2 separate regions of the Homo sapiens genome follow, and region 2 is linked to region 1. A link is a loop called in an ENCODE intact Hi-C map of the cell type or tissue named here. Cell type or tissue: HCT116. All regions are shown on one strand.

Region 1 (8,000 bases):
AGGCAAAGTTCTTACTGTACAGATGACCCAGGAAAGCAGAAGCAGACCCCCTCCCAGACTACTCTAAATGCCCTGGGGCTCCTTGAAACTGTTCTGAGTAGAATTGGGTAAGCTCTAGGACCTCCTAGAATGCAGCCAATCGGGGGTACCTTGAAACTATTCACGATAAAGAGAAGGGGAGTGACAAGAAGCTGCCAAGAAGCAAATGCATTGGGGAGGTGGGGCTTGCATACCGCTGGGTGGGGAGGGGCGCTGGGCCGCCTCTTGCAGAAGGTGCAGGATGAGTTTGTCCCCCGCCAGGGCGCCATAGTGAGCCGCGTCCTGCCCCAGCGCATCGGTGATGCCCGGCTGGGCTCCGCCCTGCAGCAGGACCTCCACTGTTTCGGGGCTGGCCCCCTCACAGGCCAGCATCAGGGCCGTCCTACCAGGGGAGGGGGCTACTGAGGAGATGAGAACATCCCCCAAGCCCCCATGCCCACCTCAGCACCCAGGCCAGGCTGGGAAGAGGAGGCTGGCTAGATCGTCTTACTTAGGTTAAGTCTTGCCGAAGGTCACACAGCATAGGGTGGACTGGCTGGGAGGGGAGATGCTCACCTGCCTTGCAGGTCCTGATCGTTCGCGGCAGCCCCTTGCTGCAGTAGGAGACGGCACAGGTCTGTGTGACACATCTGAGCTGCTATAATGAGGGGTGTTGCGCCTGACTGGTAGGGAGGAGGAGGGATGCGATGGCATGAGAAACTGACCCCCGGGAGGTGCAGAAGCCTATATAACTGCCCTTGAGTTTCACCTCAAACTTTCTCAGACTTTCAAAGGGTGCCTGAGATACTGCCACTTGGTGGCAGCATACCTCAAGCATAACATCTTCCCTGAAGAGATCCCAGAAGCTTACCCGATCTTGGGGGTTTAGATGTGCCTTAAAGGAGCAGAGCACCTCTGAGCAGGAGAGACAGCCACCAGCCGCTGCAAAAGAGAAAAGGTTGTCCGGTGCGGTAGCTCAACCCTGTAATCCCAGCACCTTGGGAGGCCAAGGCAGGAGGTTCGCTTGAGTTCTGGAGTTTGAGACCAACCTGGGCCAACACAGTGAGACCCTGTCTCTACAAAAAAAAAAAAAAAAAAGCAAACATTATCTGGGTGTGGTGGTGTGTGTCTGTGGCCCCAGCTACTAGGGAGTCCCCAGCTGAAGCGGGAGGACCGCTTGAGCTCAGGAGTTCAAGGCTGCAGTGAACCATGATGGCACCACTGCAAACCAGCCTGGGTGACAGAGTGAGATCTTGTCTCAAAAACCAAGAAAAGAAAGGAAGACAAACAAAAGGGGGAAGAGTAGGGGTAGGGTGAGACTTCGACATTTTCTGGGCACTTTCTGCCTGGGTGTGACCCTGCTCCTTTATTTCATGAGAAATTCCCATGTGCCCTGAGGAATTTGTAACAAAGGCAAGTTTTGCATTTTACAGATGCAGCAACTGAGGCCCAACCAGGCCAGTGGTCACCCACTGGGGTAAGAGGCAGAGTCAGATCTAGGATCTAGGTCTGCCGACTGCCAGTCCCAAGCACTGTGGTTCCCTATACTTTTTGTAGAGACGGGGTCTCGCTGTGTTGCCCAGACTGGTCCCGAACTCCTGGGCTCAAGTGATCCTCCTGCCTCGGCCTCCCAAGGGGCTGGGATTACAGGAATGAGACCCACACTACAAGGCATGTGCAACCGTGCCTGGCTAATTTTTATTTTATTTTATATTATATTATTTTATTTTTTTAGAGACAGGGTCTTGCTACGTTGCCCAGGCTTTTCTTGAACTCCTGGGCTCAAGCAATCTGCCGCCGGGACTGTAGGCGTGCACCACCACTCCTGGCTAATTCTTTTTTTTAATTTTTTATGGAAATGGAATGTCACTATATTGCCCAGGCTGGTCTCAAACTCCTAGGTTCAAGCAATCCTCCTGCCTCTGGCTCCCAAAGTGCTGGGATTATAGGCTGCAGCCACCATGCCCGGCCCCGTTTATGTGTTTATGTATTTATTTAATTTTATTTATTTATTTATTTATTTATTTATTTATTTATTTTTGAGACGGAGTCTTGCTCTGGTCACCCAGGCTGGAGTGCAGTGGCCCGATCTCGGCTCACTGCAACCTCCACCTCCCGGGTTCATGCCATTCTCCTGCCTCAGCCTCCCGAGTAGCTGGGACTACAGGCGCCCGCCACCACACCCGGCTAATTTTTTGTATTTTTAGTAGAGACGGGGTTTCACCGTGTTAGCCAGGATGGTCTCGATTGCCTGAGCTCGTGATCCACCCGCCTCGGCCTCCCAAAGTGCTGGGATTACAGGCGTGAGCCACCGCACCCGACCTATTTTTATTTTTTGAGATGGAGTCTCCCTCTGCACCCACGCTGGAGTGCAGGGGTGTGATCTTGGCTCACTGCAACCTCCGCCTCCCCGGTTCCAGCGATTCTCCTGCCTCAGCCTCCCGAGTAGCTGGGATTATAGGCATGAGCCATCACGCCTGGCTAATTTTTATATTTTTAGTAGAGATGGGGTTTTGCCATGTTGCCCAGGCTGGTCTCAAACTCCTGGGCTCAAGCAATCCTCCCACCTCTGACTCCCATAGTGCTAGGATTACAGGCGTGCACCACTGTGCCTGGCCTGTCTATTTATATTTTAAGAGATCCCTCCTACTGCCATTTGCCCAGGACCAGAGTGGAAACAGGGAGGCTCCCCAGGAGGCTGTGCAGCTGACACAAGGGCATGGTCTCTGGAATCCCTGGGTATGAATTCCAGCAGGTTGACATCCAGTCTGATTAAGCACAAAAATCCATTTTTCAGTCAACAAACTCTGTTTGAATACCTGCTGTATGTCTGAGGCAGTATGAGGTTTTGATTGCTGCAAACCTTATCTACAACACGTAGAACGGTGCCTGACACACAGTAGGTACTCAATAACTGTTTGTTGTTGTTGTTGGTTGGTTGGTTTTTTTGAGATGGGGTCTCGCTCTGTTGCCCGGGCTGTGCAGGGGCATGATCTCGGCTCTATGCAACCTCCACTCCCCGGGTTTAAGCAATTCTCCTGCCTCAGCCTCCCGAGTAGCTGGGATTACAGGCACATGCCTCCATGCCTGGCTAATTTTTTGCATTGTTTAGTAGAGACAGGGTTTCACCGTGTTGGCCAGGATGGTCTTGATCTCCTGACCTCATGATCCGCCCGCCTCAGGCTCCCAAAGTGCTGGGATTATAGGCGTGAGCCACTGCACCCGGCCTTAATTTTTTATTATTAGTAGAGACAGGGTTTCACCATGTTGGCCAGGCTATTCTCGAACTCCTGACCTCTGCTAATCTGCCCGCCTGGGCCTCCCAGAGTGCTCAGTTAACTGTTGAGTGACAAAAACCAACGGACTCCTATATTGTGACCAGAAGCATTGCCGCCACTAGGTGGCAGCATACTCCAACTGCAGAGAATTCTCACCCAGTGACTAAAACCCCCAAAGCCCTATTTTATTCTGAGTTTCCGAAAGAACAGATGTTTCTTGAGTCGTCAGCGAAAGCCATGCCTGAATTTCACGGGGACAGCGGACAGGTCGGGGGCTGAGTTCTGGTTCAAGTCGGTGGGTCCCTTTCCCTCCCTCTGGGAAGGAGTTTGGATTAGGTGATTATGAGGGTACCAGCTGCCTGGAGCTATGGTTTTCCTGGTATCTCCTAGGGGCTCCACAAAGGAAATTAAACCCTAGGGACCTCTCCTCATCCTCACAAAGCCCAGGAGTACATTCGACTGCTCCTTGAGGTCAGACGACCTGGATTCCCTACGATTTACCTGCTGCGGACAAGTGACAGCCTCATTAAGCCTCATCAAGCCTCATCTGTGCAATGGGCTAATAGCCTGTGGTTCAAAGGGTAACCGGGATTTATGATGGGCTCCAGTGCCTGGCACACAGTAGGTAATAAAAAAGGAGAAGGGCCGGCACGGTGGCTCACGCCTGTAATCCCAGCACTTTGGGAGGCCGAGCAGGCGGATCACGAGGTCAGGAGATCAAGACCATCCTGGCTAACACAGTGAAACCCCGTCTCTACTAAAAAATACAAAAAAATTAGCCGGGCATGGTGGCAGGCGCCTGTAGTCCCCGCTACTCGGGAGGCTGAGGCAGGAGAATGGCGTGGACCCGGGAGGCGGAGCTTGCAGTGAGCCGAGATCACGCCACTGCACTCCAGCCTGGGTGACAGAGCGAGACTCCACCTCAAAAAAAAAAAAAAAAAAAAAAAAGGGAGAAGGGCCGGCACGGTGGCTCACGCCTGTAATCCCAGCACTTTGGGAGGCCGAGGCGGGCAGATCACCTGAGGTCAGGAGTTCGAGATGAGCCTGGCCAACATGGTGAAACCCCATCTCTACTAAAAATACAAAAAAATTTTAGGTGGGTGTTGTGGCATAGGTCTGTAGTCCCAGCTACTCAGGAGGCTAAGGCAGGAGAATTGCTTGAACCTGGGAGGTGGAGGTTGCAGTGAGCCAAGATTGCGCCATTGCACTCCACCCTGGGCGACAGAGGGAGATTCTATGTCAAGAAAAAAAGGAGGAGGCTAGGTGAGGTGGCTCACGCCTGTAATTCCAGCACTTTGAGTGGCCGAGGTGGGAGGATCATTTGAGCCCAGGAGTTTGAGATCAGCCTGGGCAACATAGCAAGATCCTGTATCTACAAATAAATTTAAAATATTAGCCAGGCATGGTGGTGCACGCCTGTGGTCCCAGCTACTTGGGAGTCTGAGGCAGGAGGATCGTTTGAACCCGGGAGGTCAAGGATGCAGTGAGCCATGATTGCCCCACTGTACTTCAGCCTGGGCAACAGAGCAAGACCCTATCTCATAAAAAGAAAAGGAAGGCCAGGAGCGGTGGCTCACGCCTGTAATCCCAGCACTTTGGGAGGCCAAGGCGGGTGGATCACCTGAGGTCAGGAGTTCGAGACCATCCTGGCCACCATGGTGAAACCCCGTCTTTACTAAAAATACAAAACATCAGCCAGGTGTGGTGGCAGGTGCCTCTAGTCCCAGCTACTCGGGAGGCTGAGGCAGGAAAATTGCTTGAACCTGGGAGATGGATGTTACAGTGAGCTGAGATCTTGCCACTGCACTCCAGCCTGGGCAACAGAGTGAGACTCCGTCTCAAAAAAAAAAAAAGAAAGAAAGAAAGGAGGAGACAGGAAGCTTCACAGCAGGTCAGGTCCCTAGGGCCCTGGGCAGAATAACCCCCAAGTCTAGCACCCTCTGGGCTTCGGGGTCAGGGCAGGGCTGGGCTGCACCCACCTGCATGGTGTAGGGCAGTCCACCCGCTGCTGTCCACGACGTCCACCACGCAGGAAGCCTGGGGATGGGGCGAGTCCTTTGAGGCGGAGCCATCCTTCTTGCTGCCTGATTTCTCTAGGACTGCCTTCCCTACCCTGGGCTCTGCTATACTTCAGCCTCACCCTTCCGTGGCCCCCAAGGGACTCCATTTTCATGAAAATTGGTGAGAAAAGAAAATAGCTGAGAGCTGAGAAGCAGCTGAGAATTTGAGGAGTGGCTGGGAACTCTGGGAGTGTCTGGGGCTAAGGAAGGACCCAGGGCTTGGGGAGAAACAGAGCTCAGGAAATACCTGGCATTGGGAGTATATATATATATTTTAGATGGTGTTTCGCTCTTGTTGCCCAGGCTGGAGTGCAATGGCATGATCTCGGCTCACTGCAACCTCCGCCTCCCAAGTTCAAGGGATTCTCCTGCCTCAGCCTCCCTAGTAGCTGAGATTACAGGCACACACCACCGCTCCCAGCTAATTTTTTGTATTTTTAGTAGAGACGGGGTTTCACTGTGTTGGCCAGGCTGGTCTCGAACTCCTGACCTCAGGCGATTTCACCGACCTCAGCCTCCCAAAGTGCTGGGATTACAGGCGTGAGCCACCGCGCCTGGCTTGGGAGTACATCTTAAATAGGAGAAGCATGTGGATGGTCTGAGAGTACCTGGTTATCCAGGGAGTAGCTAGGGTTCTGGAGTAAAAGGGGCCAAGGAATATCTAGGATTCATAGAGCATCTGGGGGTTCAAGGAATTGCTGGAACTCAGGAGTAGTAGGGGCCAAGGGAGTAGCTGAGATAAGACAGTAAATGACCTGCAGTAGTTGCTTCAAGCACTGTGGGTGCCCGTATTTGGCGGCCAGGTGGAGGGCATTGTAACCTGGGGAAGGAAAGAAGATTTACTGGAGCTCCAGCTATTCAAGTAGCTCCCAGCTGCTCCCCAAGCCATGTCAACTACTTGTGATGAGTTTCTGAGTCTAGCAAAGTCCGTAAACCCTAGTATTTCTCTCCTTTTTTCCCTGCAGAAAGGATCTTGCTCTGTGGCCCAGGCTAGAGTGCAGTGTGATCATAGCTCACTGTAGGCTTGAACACCTAGGCTCAAGCGATCCTCCTGTCTCAGCCTTCCGAGTAGCTGGGACTACAAGCAAGTGCCACCATGTCTGGCTAATTTATTTGTATTTTCTGTAGAGACAGGAGTCTTGCTATGTTGCCCAAGCTCGTCTTGAACTCCTTGGCTCGTGCGATCCTCCCACCTCAGCCTCCCAAAGTGCTGGAATTAACAGACATGAGCCATGGTGCCCGGCCATCAGGTACTTCTCAAAACCATGCTATTCCCTGTACCCAGAGACTCTCTAAGCCATGGCTAGTCTGTATTCCAGACAATCCCATCTCAGCGACTGTCCACACCCACCTATTCCTCAAGCCCTATTGCCTCAGCTACTCCCCATGTCCCCAGATACTCTACAGGGTCCACTACACCAAAGTTTCAGCTCTGCCCTTCACAACCCACAGTTGCTGTATATGTTCTTGCCAATCCATATACCCTTCCTCTTCCAAATGCCAACTCTGTCCCTGTCTGATGCTCCATGAATCCCCAGCTATTCCATATTCCCTGCCCACCATGCCTGTGACCCTAAAGCTTCAGATTTGACTGTGTCCCCATGCCTAGTTGCCTCCTGAGCCCCAACTACTCCTTTTGGCCACACATTTTTATCTCAGTTATTCCCCCCAGGTCTCCAGTTAAGTCATACATACATACAAGTTCTCCTCGTAACCCAGCTACTCCAAGAGCTCAAGCTACTCCCACAGCTCCAGCTACTCCTAGATCCCAGCTATCCCATATACCTCAGATATCCCCAAACTCTACTTGTTATTCTCTTGCCCCAGATACTTTGCAAGCTCAGCTACTCCCATGAATCCAGTTCCTCCTCCAAACTCCAAGCAGTTCCCTTCAGTCACTTCCTTTATCTCGGATACTCCTATATCCCAGATGCACCTCAAAGCTTAGTTCGTCCAATGGTCCCAGTTATCTCCCAAGCCCCAGTTCTTCCTCTGCCTCAGTCACTTTCTAGAAACTTCCCCAGGCTTGGCATGGTGGCTCACACCTATAATCTCAGCACTTTGGGAGTCTGAGGTGGAAGGATCACTTAGAGCCCAGGAGTTCAAGACCGGCCTGGGCAACACAGGGAGACCCCATCCCTACTAAGAATAGAAAAATTAACTGGGCATGGTGGTGTGCGCCTATAGTCCTAGCTACTTGGGAGGCTGAGGTTGGAGGGGATCCCTTGAGCCCAGGAAATGGAGACTGCAGTGAGCTGAGATCATGGCCACTGCACTCAAGCCTGGGTGACAGAGGGAGACCCTGTCCCTCCCCCCAAAAAAGAAAAACAAAACAACAAAACCCCAGAAACTTTGCAGCTATCCCCCAAGCCCCAGCTACTTCCCCATGCCAGCTACTTCCCCATCCAACTGAACCAATACCTGAATCCTAGTCACTCCCCATCCACAAGCTGTCCACTGGCTTTGCTCGGTGCCAGCCACAGTCTCTATCTTTGGCCACCCCATCCTAACATGCCCCTGTGTGTCTCCCTGGGGGCAGGGGAGGAGCACCAGAGGGAGCCTCCCCTTTTTTCAGCGGGGAACATTGAGACCTGGGAGCAGGGTCTGGCTGGACCCTCAGGCTGGGCACCTGGGCTTAGTTCCT
Region 2 (8,000 bases), 490 kb after region 1:
ACATTTTTCTCTCTGTTTAAAATGCCGATCACCCATTTTTCGGATGAGGGAAGGAGAGGGTTCACTCACTGGCCCCACGTTACACACAGCATAGTGGACAGAAAATTCGGGATTTGAACCCAGCCCTGCGGTATTAAAGGAGGCCGGTCCTGGGGCAGAGGAGGCTCCAGAAGAGATGGTCTTTGGAGGCAGGGAGGGGGGCGCGGACGCGCGGACGCATCTCGAAGTGCAACCTCCAGCTAGCCACTTCATCCCTCTGGGACTCAGTTTCCCTGCCTGTTATGTAGGTAGGCGTTCTGGGGTCCTGGGTCCGACTCCCAAACCCTGCTTTCCCCCCACCCCACCTCAGCCCGAGCCCCTCCCCCTGCCACCCTTGGAGGGTTACTCGCCTGGAATCTCACCGCCATGGTCCACCTGGGGGCTCTCCAGCCCCCCTACCCGAGGGGGTCCTGGAAACAGTCAATCGGCCCCCACCCCGGGCTGGGGGAGGGGGCTGAGGAGAGTCACAGCGGGCTGAGGGCCGGGCTCTCGTCCTCCTCCCTCCAGCTCCGCAGCTCCCGGCTGCACCTGCCCCTCTTCCTCCTCCAGGTCTCGGGTCAGCCCCGCCCCTGCCCAGACACGCCCCCTGGACGCGGCGGAGGTTTCTCTCCCCACCTCCCATCACAGGAGCCAGGTCCTGAGGCGGAAACTCCAGGCCGGGTTATCCACGCAGCCGAGAGGGGGCCGGCGGCCGCGGCCAGAGCCCGGCCCGACAAGGCTGCCAGCAAGACCCGGCAGGAATAACCCCCGCGCTTGGAACGGAGCCTACTATTTGGAAGGTGTTTCCGTCCGCGAAATGGGCACATTTTGAGGTGCATCTGGGAGGCCTCTTGGATTAGAAGCTTGTCGAAGGCCAGAGACCTCCTTAGCATAGCGCTGGTCCCTGGGTCACCTTATCTCTGGAAGGTTTGCCCCATTCCACAGAGGGGAACCGGAGGCCCCAGAGGCCAGAGGCGTGGACTCTGAAGATACAACAGCGGCTGCGTGCCTTTTTCCTGCGGTCTTGGCCTGCGGGCTCTGTCTTCACACCCAGCATCCAGAAAAGAAAGGGGGCAGGGCAGGGCCGGGCGCGGTGGCTCATGCCTGTAATCCCCAAATTTTGGGAGGCCGAGGCGAGCGGATCACGAGGTCAGCAGTTCGAGACCAGCCTGACCAACATGGTGAAACGTCTGTCTCTACTAAAAGTACAAAAATTAGCCGGGCGTGGTGGCGCATGCTTCAGCTACTCGGGAGGCTGAGGAAGGAGAATCGGTTGAACCCGGGAGGCGGAGGTTGCGGTGAGCTGATATCACGCCACTGCACTCCAGTCTGGGCGACAGAGTAGAGTGAGACCCTGTCTCAAAAAAAAAAAAAAAAAAAGAAAAGGAAGGAAGGAAAGAAGGGAAGGAAGGAAGGAACGAAGGAAAAGAAAGGGGCAGAGTGCAAGGCAGGAGGAAATTCTTCAGGCTCTGGGAGGGAGTAAAGGTCGTTTCCTTCTTCTCACCCAGCCCAGCCCAGCCTCCCGCTCAGGGGCCTGGGATTCCGGGATTCCTAAGGTTAGACCTAGGAGGGACTGGACCAGGGTAGGAAACCTTCAAGTCACCTGGGTGGGCGGGGCTGGTCGTGGCTGCACCCCCACATTCCTTACTATAAAAAAAAAAACCTGCGCCCAGCTGTGCCTGGGCCCCACCCCAAGGTTAAAAGGGTAAAAGGGCAAAGCTACACATAAACACCCCTTCCCAGCCTTATCCAGTCAGGGCTGGGCAGGGACAGGAGTCCCAGGTTGTGGCTAGGGGTGAAGAGCATAGAGAAAACTCTAGCGGTAAAAGAAAGGCTGCCTGGAGGAGGGGGCATCGTAGCTGGGGATTTGAAGGTTGGTTAAGAGTTTGCTTAGTAAACAAGGCCAACAATATCAAAGTCTTAGAGGGTCCCCGAAGATGACATCTCACCTCCTCCACTGCAATTGTACCCAAAACACTAGTCCAGAGACCCAAGTCAGCTACAGTCAGCCCCTCAAGGGTCTCCAAGGGCCCGAATAAAGCATTGCCAAAGCCTCTTGTGGGGACCCACTTGGAACTTCAGAGCTAGGAGAGTTCTAAAACCAGCTCTCACCTATTTGCTGTGTGACCTCAGACAACTTACTGCCCCTCTCTGTTCCTCAGTTTCCACATCTGTAATTGGGGAAAATAATAGCCCCTACATCACAGGGTTGTCAGGAGGATTAAAAGGGGCGTAGAGGCCAGGCACAATGGCTCACTCCTGTAATTCCAGAACTTTGAAGAGTCAGGTGGGAGGATCACTTGAGGCCAGGAGTTTGAGACCAGGCTGGGCAATATAGCGAGACCCAATCTCCATACAAAATAAATAAAAAGGAGCATGTAGTTCTCTTCCCTTTTGCGGCCATCACAGAAGTGGGAGCAGCCAAAATGAAGTTCAATCCCTTTGTGACTTCCGACCGAAGCAAGAATTGTAGAAGGCATTTCAACGCACCTTCTCACATCGCATGAAGGTTATATGTCTTCCCTTCTTTTTTTTTTTTTTTTTTTTTTGAGACGGAGTCTCGCTCTGTCGCCCAGCTGGACTGCAGGCACGATCTCGGCTCACTGCAAGCTCCGCCTCCCGGGTTCCCGTCATTCTCCTGCCTCAGCCTCCCGAGTAGCTGGGACTACAGGCACCCGCCACCACGCCTGGCTAATTTTTGTATTTTTAGTAGAGATGGGGTTTCCCCATGTTGGCCAGGCTGGTCTCGAACTCCTGGCCTCAAGTGATTAGCCCACCTCGGCCACCCAAAATGTTAGGATTATGGGCATGAGCCACTACTCCCAGCCACACACACACACATATTTTATAGATGAAGGTTCAGAAAGGGCCCCAGACTCACTGAAGGTTGCACAGCATGGGTTCCTGGAGCCCCAAACTCTTTCCAAGACCCCATGCTGAGCCAATGTAGAAACACCATTAACCAAAACTAAGGCTTACTGAACACCTACTGTATACCTACAGGCAACTCAGCCCTTCCCTGTGTGACACTCCGCCACCAGCAGGTGGCGCAAAAAATCATTTTAGATGATTAAGGTCCAGCGATGTCCACCACCCCCCAAGACGGACACTCATTCTGTCACCCAGGTTGGAGTGCCGGGCGCAGTCTCGGCTCACTGCAAGCTCCGCCTGCGGGGTTCACACCATTCTCATGCCTCAGCCTCCTGAGTAGCTGGGACTACAGGCGCCGGCCACCACGCGTGGCTAATTTTTGTATTTTTAGTAGAGACGGGGTTTCACCATGTTGGCCAGGCTGGTCTCGAACTCCTGACCTCAGGTGATCCACCCACCTCGGCCTCTGAAAGTGTTGGGATTACAGGCGTGAGCCACCACGCCCGGCCAGTCCAGCGATCTTTAAATAGCCGTGTATTTGTTTTAATGAGTCGTGAGAAAAACACATCATTCCCTACCGGCCCGCACACGTCAAGGTTCGTGGCTGCCATTGCTCAAAGCAGTCTCTGCTTAGGTCTGGCAAAATCGGACAGGGGTTCTGCAGGGGACTGGAGCTGGTAGAAAATCCTGCATTCGGGCAGATCACCTGAGGTCAGGAGTTCGAGACCAGCCTGGCCAACATTGTGAAACCCTGTCTCTACTGAAAATACAAAAATTAGCTGGGCGTGGTGGCGCACGTCTGTAGTCCCAGCTACTAGGGAGGCTGAGGCAGGAGAATTACTTAAACCTGGGAGGCAGAGGTTGCAGTCAGCCAAGATTGCGCCACTGCACTCCAGCCTGGGCCACAGAGTGAGGCCCTGTCCACCCCGCCCCCCACCACCCCAAAAAAAAAAAACCGCAAGAAAAGAAAATGCTGCATTCCTGTCCTACAGGCTTTCTGACTTCAGCGTCTTTAAAATAAGAGGCTTGGCCAGGAACAGTGGCTCACGCTTGTAGTCCCAGCACTTTGGAAGGCCGAGGCGGGAGGATCTCTTGAGGCCAGGAGAGACCAGCCTGAGTAACAGAGTGAGACTTCCATCTCTACACACACACAGACACACACACACACACACACACACACACACACACACACACACACTTTTTTTTTTTTTTTTTTTTTGAGTTGGAGTCTCGCCCTGTTGCCCAGGCGCAATCTCAGCTCACTGCAAGCTCTGCTTCCCGGGTTCACGCCATTCTCCTGCCTCAGCCTCCCGAGTAGCTGGGACTACAGGCACATGCCCGGCTGATTTTTGTACTTTTAGTAGAGATGGGGTTTCACCGTGTTAGCCAGGATGGTCTCAAACTCCTGACCTTGTGATCCGCCCCCCTCGGCCTCCCTAAGTGCTGGGATTATAGGCGTGAGCCATCGTGCCCGGCCTTTTTTTTTTTTTTTAATTAGCCAGTCTTGGTGGCACTTGCCTGTACTCCCAGCTACTTGGGAAGCTGAGCTGGGAGGATTGCTTGAGCCCAGGCGGTGGAGGCTGCAGTAAGTCATGGTCACACCACTGTACTCTCATTCCTGGGCAACACAGTGAGACCCCCATCTCCACATCCACAAAAATTTTTAAAAATATCTTAGGCAGGGTGCAGTGGCTCATGCCTGTCATCCCAGCACTCTGGGAGGCCAAGGCAGGAGGATCACTTGAGTCAGGAGTTGGAGGCCAGCCTGGCCCACAGGGCAAAACCCATCTCTACAAAAATACGAAAAATTAGCCAAGGATGGTGGCAGGCGCCTGTAATCCCAGCTACTCAGGAGGCTGAGGCAAGAGAATCACTTGACCCTGGGAGGCGGCGGTTGCAGTGAGCTGAGATCACGCCACTGCACTCCAGCCTGGGTGACAGGGCAGACAGCACAACACTATGTTTCAAAAAAAAATAAAATTATATATATATATATATATATATAAGCTATGGCTGGGCACAGTGGCTCACGCCTGTAATCCCACTTTGGATGGCCAAGGCGGCCGAATCACTTGAGGTCAGGAGTTTGAGACCAGCCTGGCCAACATGGTGAAACTCTGTCTGTACTAAAAATATAACAGTCATGGGCCAGGCGTGGTGGCTCGTGCCTGTAATCCCAGCACTTTGGGAGGTCGAGGCGGGCGGATCACCTGAGGTTGGGAGTTCGAGACCAGCCTGACCAACATGGAGAAACCTCGTCTCTACTAAAAATACAAAATTAGCTGGGTGTGGTGGCACATGCCTGTAATCCCAGCTACTAGAGAGGCTGAGGCAAGAGAATTGCTTGAGCCCGGGAGGCGGAGGTTGCAGTGAGCCGAAATCGGGCCATTGCACTCCAGCCTGGGCAACAAGAGCGAAACTCCGTCTCAAAAAAAAAAAAAAAAGTCACCTGGGCGTGTTGGCACCCGCCTGTAATCCCAGGTACTCGGGAGGCTGAGGCAGGAGAATCACTTGAACCTGGGAGGCAGAGGGTGCAGTGAGCCGAGATCGTGCCACTGTCTCCAACCTGGGCGACAGACTGAGACTCTGTTTCAAAAAAAAAAAAAAAATATATATATATATATATATATGTATGAGCTGGGTGTGGTAGCAGGCACCTCTAGGCGCTGAAGTGGGAGGATCATTTGAGCCCAGGAGGTCGAGGCTGCAGTGATCCATGATCTTGCCCTTGCACTCCAGCCTGGGTGACAGAGCTAGACGCTGTCTCAAAAATAAATAAAGAAATAAGTGGGTTAAAGTCCTAGCAGTGAATGGGGCTCCCGGGCCATGTTTACTGGCATATGCTTGGCTGCAGCCCCAGTTACACACAACACTCGTGCGCCCACTTTGCAGCTGAGAAAACTGAGGCCAGATGGTGAGCTGGCCTGAGGGATTTGGCTGCAGCTCTGTTTGCCCCTGCACCTCGAACTCCAAGCCAGTGCCTCTCACCAGAGGGGGACCCTTGGCAACGTCTTGAGACATTTTGGTGTTCAATACCAGGCCGAGCGCGGTGACTCACACCTGTAATTCCAGCACTTTGAGAGGCTGAGATGGGCGGATCACTTGAGGTCAATAGTTCGAGAGCAGCCTGGCCAACAGGGTGAAACCCCGTCTCTACTCAAAATACAGAAATTAGCTGGGCGTAGTGACAGGCACCTGTAATCCCTGCTACTCGGGAGGCTGAGGCAGGAGAATCACTTGAACCCGGGAGGCAGAGGTCGCAGTGATCTGAGATGGCGCCACTGCACTCCAGCCTGGGCAATGGAGCAAGACTCCATCTCAAAAATAAAACAAGTCGGGCGTGGTGGCTCACGCCTGTAATCCCAGCACTTCGGGAGGCTGAGGTGGGTGGATCACGTGAGGTCAGGAGTTCGAGACCAGCCTGGCCAACATGGGGAAACCCCATCTCTACTAAAAATACAAAAATTAGCCGAGTGTGGTGGTGGGTGCCTGTAATCCCAGCTACTCGGGAGGCCGAGGCAGGAGAGTTGCTTGAACCCAGGAGGCAGAGGCTGTAGTGAGCCGAGATTGCGCCATTGCACTCCAGCCTGGATGACAAGAGCGAGACTCCAACTCAAAAAAATAAAATAAAATGAAACAATAAAAAAATAAACCTGGAAGGTTCTCCTGGCATGAGTGAGTGGAGGCCAGGGATACTGCTAAGCACCCTGCATTGCCCAGAATGGCCCCATCCCAGAGAAGGATCTGGCCCCAAATGTCAATGGGCAACGCAGAGAAATCCCACTGTCAACCCCTCTAAGAGAGGAAGCTGGATAACTGCACCAGGACACATTGTCTTCCTCCAACCACCCACCGTCTGCTCTCATATCCATGCCCTGCTCAAGAACACTCGATGGCTCCCTAGTACCATCCTCCAAACCTGGGTTCAAATCCAAGGCTTTGGAGATGGGCATAGCCTTAAGCCCCTTATTCCCACCACCCCTGACCTTCGGATCACCTTAATGAATTAAAAACCTGCTTTTGGCCGGGCGCGGTGGCTCACACCTGTAATCCCAGCACTTTGGGAGGCCGAGGCGGGCGGATCACGAGGTCAGGAGATCGAGACCATCCTGGATAACACGGTGAAACCCCATCTCTACTAAAAATACAAAAATATAGCTGGGTGTGGTGGCGGGCGCCTGTAGTCCCAGCTACTCGGGAGGCTGAGGCAGGAGAATGGCGTGAACCCGGGAGGCGGAGGTTGCAGTGAGCCGAGATTGCGCCACTGCGCTCCAGCCTGGGCGACAGAGCGAGACTCCATCTCAAAAAAAAAAAAAACCAACCAACCAAACAAACAAACAAAAAACCTGGTTTTCTACTGTTGCCTCACGAAGTAAAAATAATAATAGCAAAAAGAAAAGGAAAAAAAGAGAAAATCTGCTTTTCAGCAATCTACTTCATTTGTGCCTTAATTCTTCTGTGCATTCAGTCACTCAGTCAACAAAACTGTTGCAAGCCAAGTATATGACGTGTGATTGGGAACCAGCGTTCAGGGCCAGTGTGATCTGAGCAGGGTGAGGGACAGGAGGACCCAGGGAAGGTGGAGTTCTGGAGGCCTCCCTGGGATGAGCCAGCTCAACCCCTTCTGAGTGCTTGTGGGAAAACTGAGGCCCAGAGATAGCAGGGGCTGGGCTGAGGTCCCCCAGTGGATCAGGGCCAGGATGGTCTCGAACTCTGACCTCGTGATCCGCCCGCCTTGGCCTCCCAAAGTGCTGGGATTACAGGTGTGTGCCACTGCGCCTGGCCTAATTGTACTTTTTAGTTACATATGCGATTATTCAATTATTGTCTGTCTCCCCTAAAGACTGTGGGCTTCCACTGTGTCTGTCAATCAGTTCTTCTGCAGCCCCATCACTGTGTATGCAGTACGTGCTCAATAAATACTAAAAGAACGGGCTGGGCGCGGTGGCTCACATCTGTAATCCCAGCACTTTGGGAGGCCAACGCGGGTGGATCACGAGGTCGGGAGTTTGAGACCAGCCTGGCCAAGATGGTGAAACCCTGTCTCTACTAAAAATACTAAAATTAGCCAAGCGTAGTGGCACGTGCCTGTAATCCCAGCTACTCAGGGG

The links. Hi-C counts contacts between places; a loop is a spot of excess contacts. Peaks named below come from ENCODE experiments on the same cell type or tissue, not always from the same donor. Only the 100,000 strongest peaks of a DNase experiment are listed, where the experiment ranks them.
Region 2: a loop joins it to region 1, with 3 times the contacts of the local background. A loop is called at or near these places in 3 of 110 quality-filtered maps.

The regions. Positions count from the first base shown.
Region 1 is chr19:4,200,202-4,208,201 of GRCh38, reverse strand. It overlaps ANKRD24 (ankyrin repeat domain 24), which reads right to left. Exons shown (of 22, transcript NM_001393985.1): 6 at 6,112-6,176; 7 at 5,276-5,333; 8 at 890-960; 9 at 595-701; 10 at 234-421. Among named protein-coding and RNA genes, the nearest start is that of ANKRD24, 22 kb to the right of the region's middle. RefSeq lists a silencer at 3,051-3,264 and an enhancer at 7,580-8,000. In HCT116, CTCF peaks have their summits at 1 (motif pointing right), 808 (motif pointing right) and 3,418 (motif pointing right); DNase peaks (open chromatin) are centred at 6, 861 and 3,421; H3K4me3 peaks cover 392 bases; H3K27ac peaks cover 730 bases.
Region 2 is chr19:3,714,300-3,722,299 of GRCh38, reverse strand. All of the region lies in intron 1 of TJP3 (tight junction protein 3), which reads right to left. Among named protein-coding and RNA genes, the nearest start is that of TJP3, 9.9 kb to the right of the region's middle. In HCT116, a CTCF peak has its summit at 3,037 (motif pointing right); DNase peaks (open chromatin) are centred at 709, 3,069, 3,489 and 3,989; H3K4me3 peaks cover 2,408 bases; H3K27ac peaks cover 4,836 bases.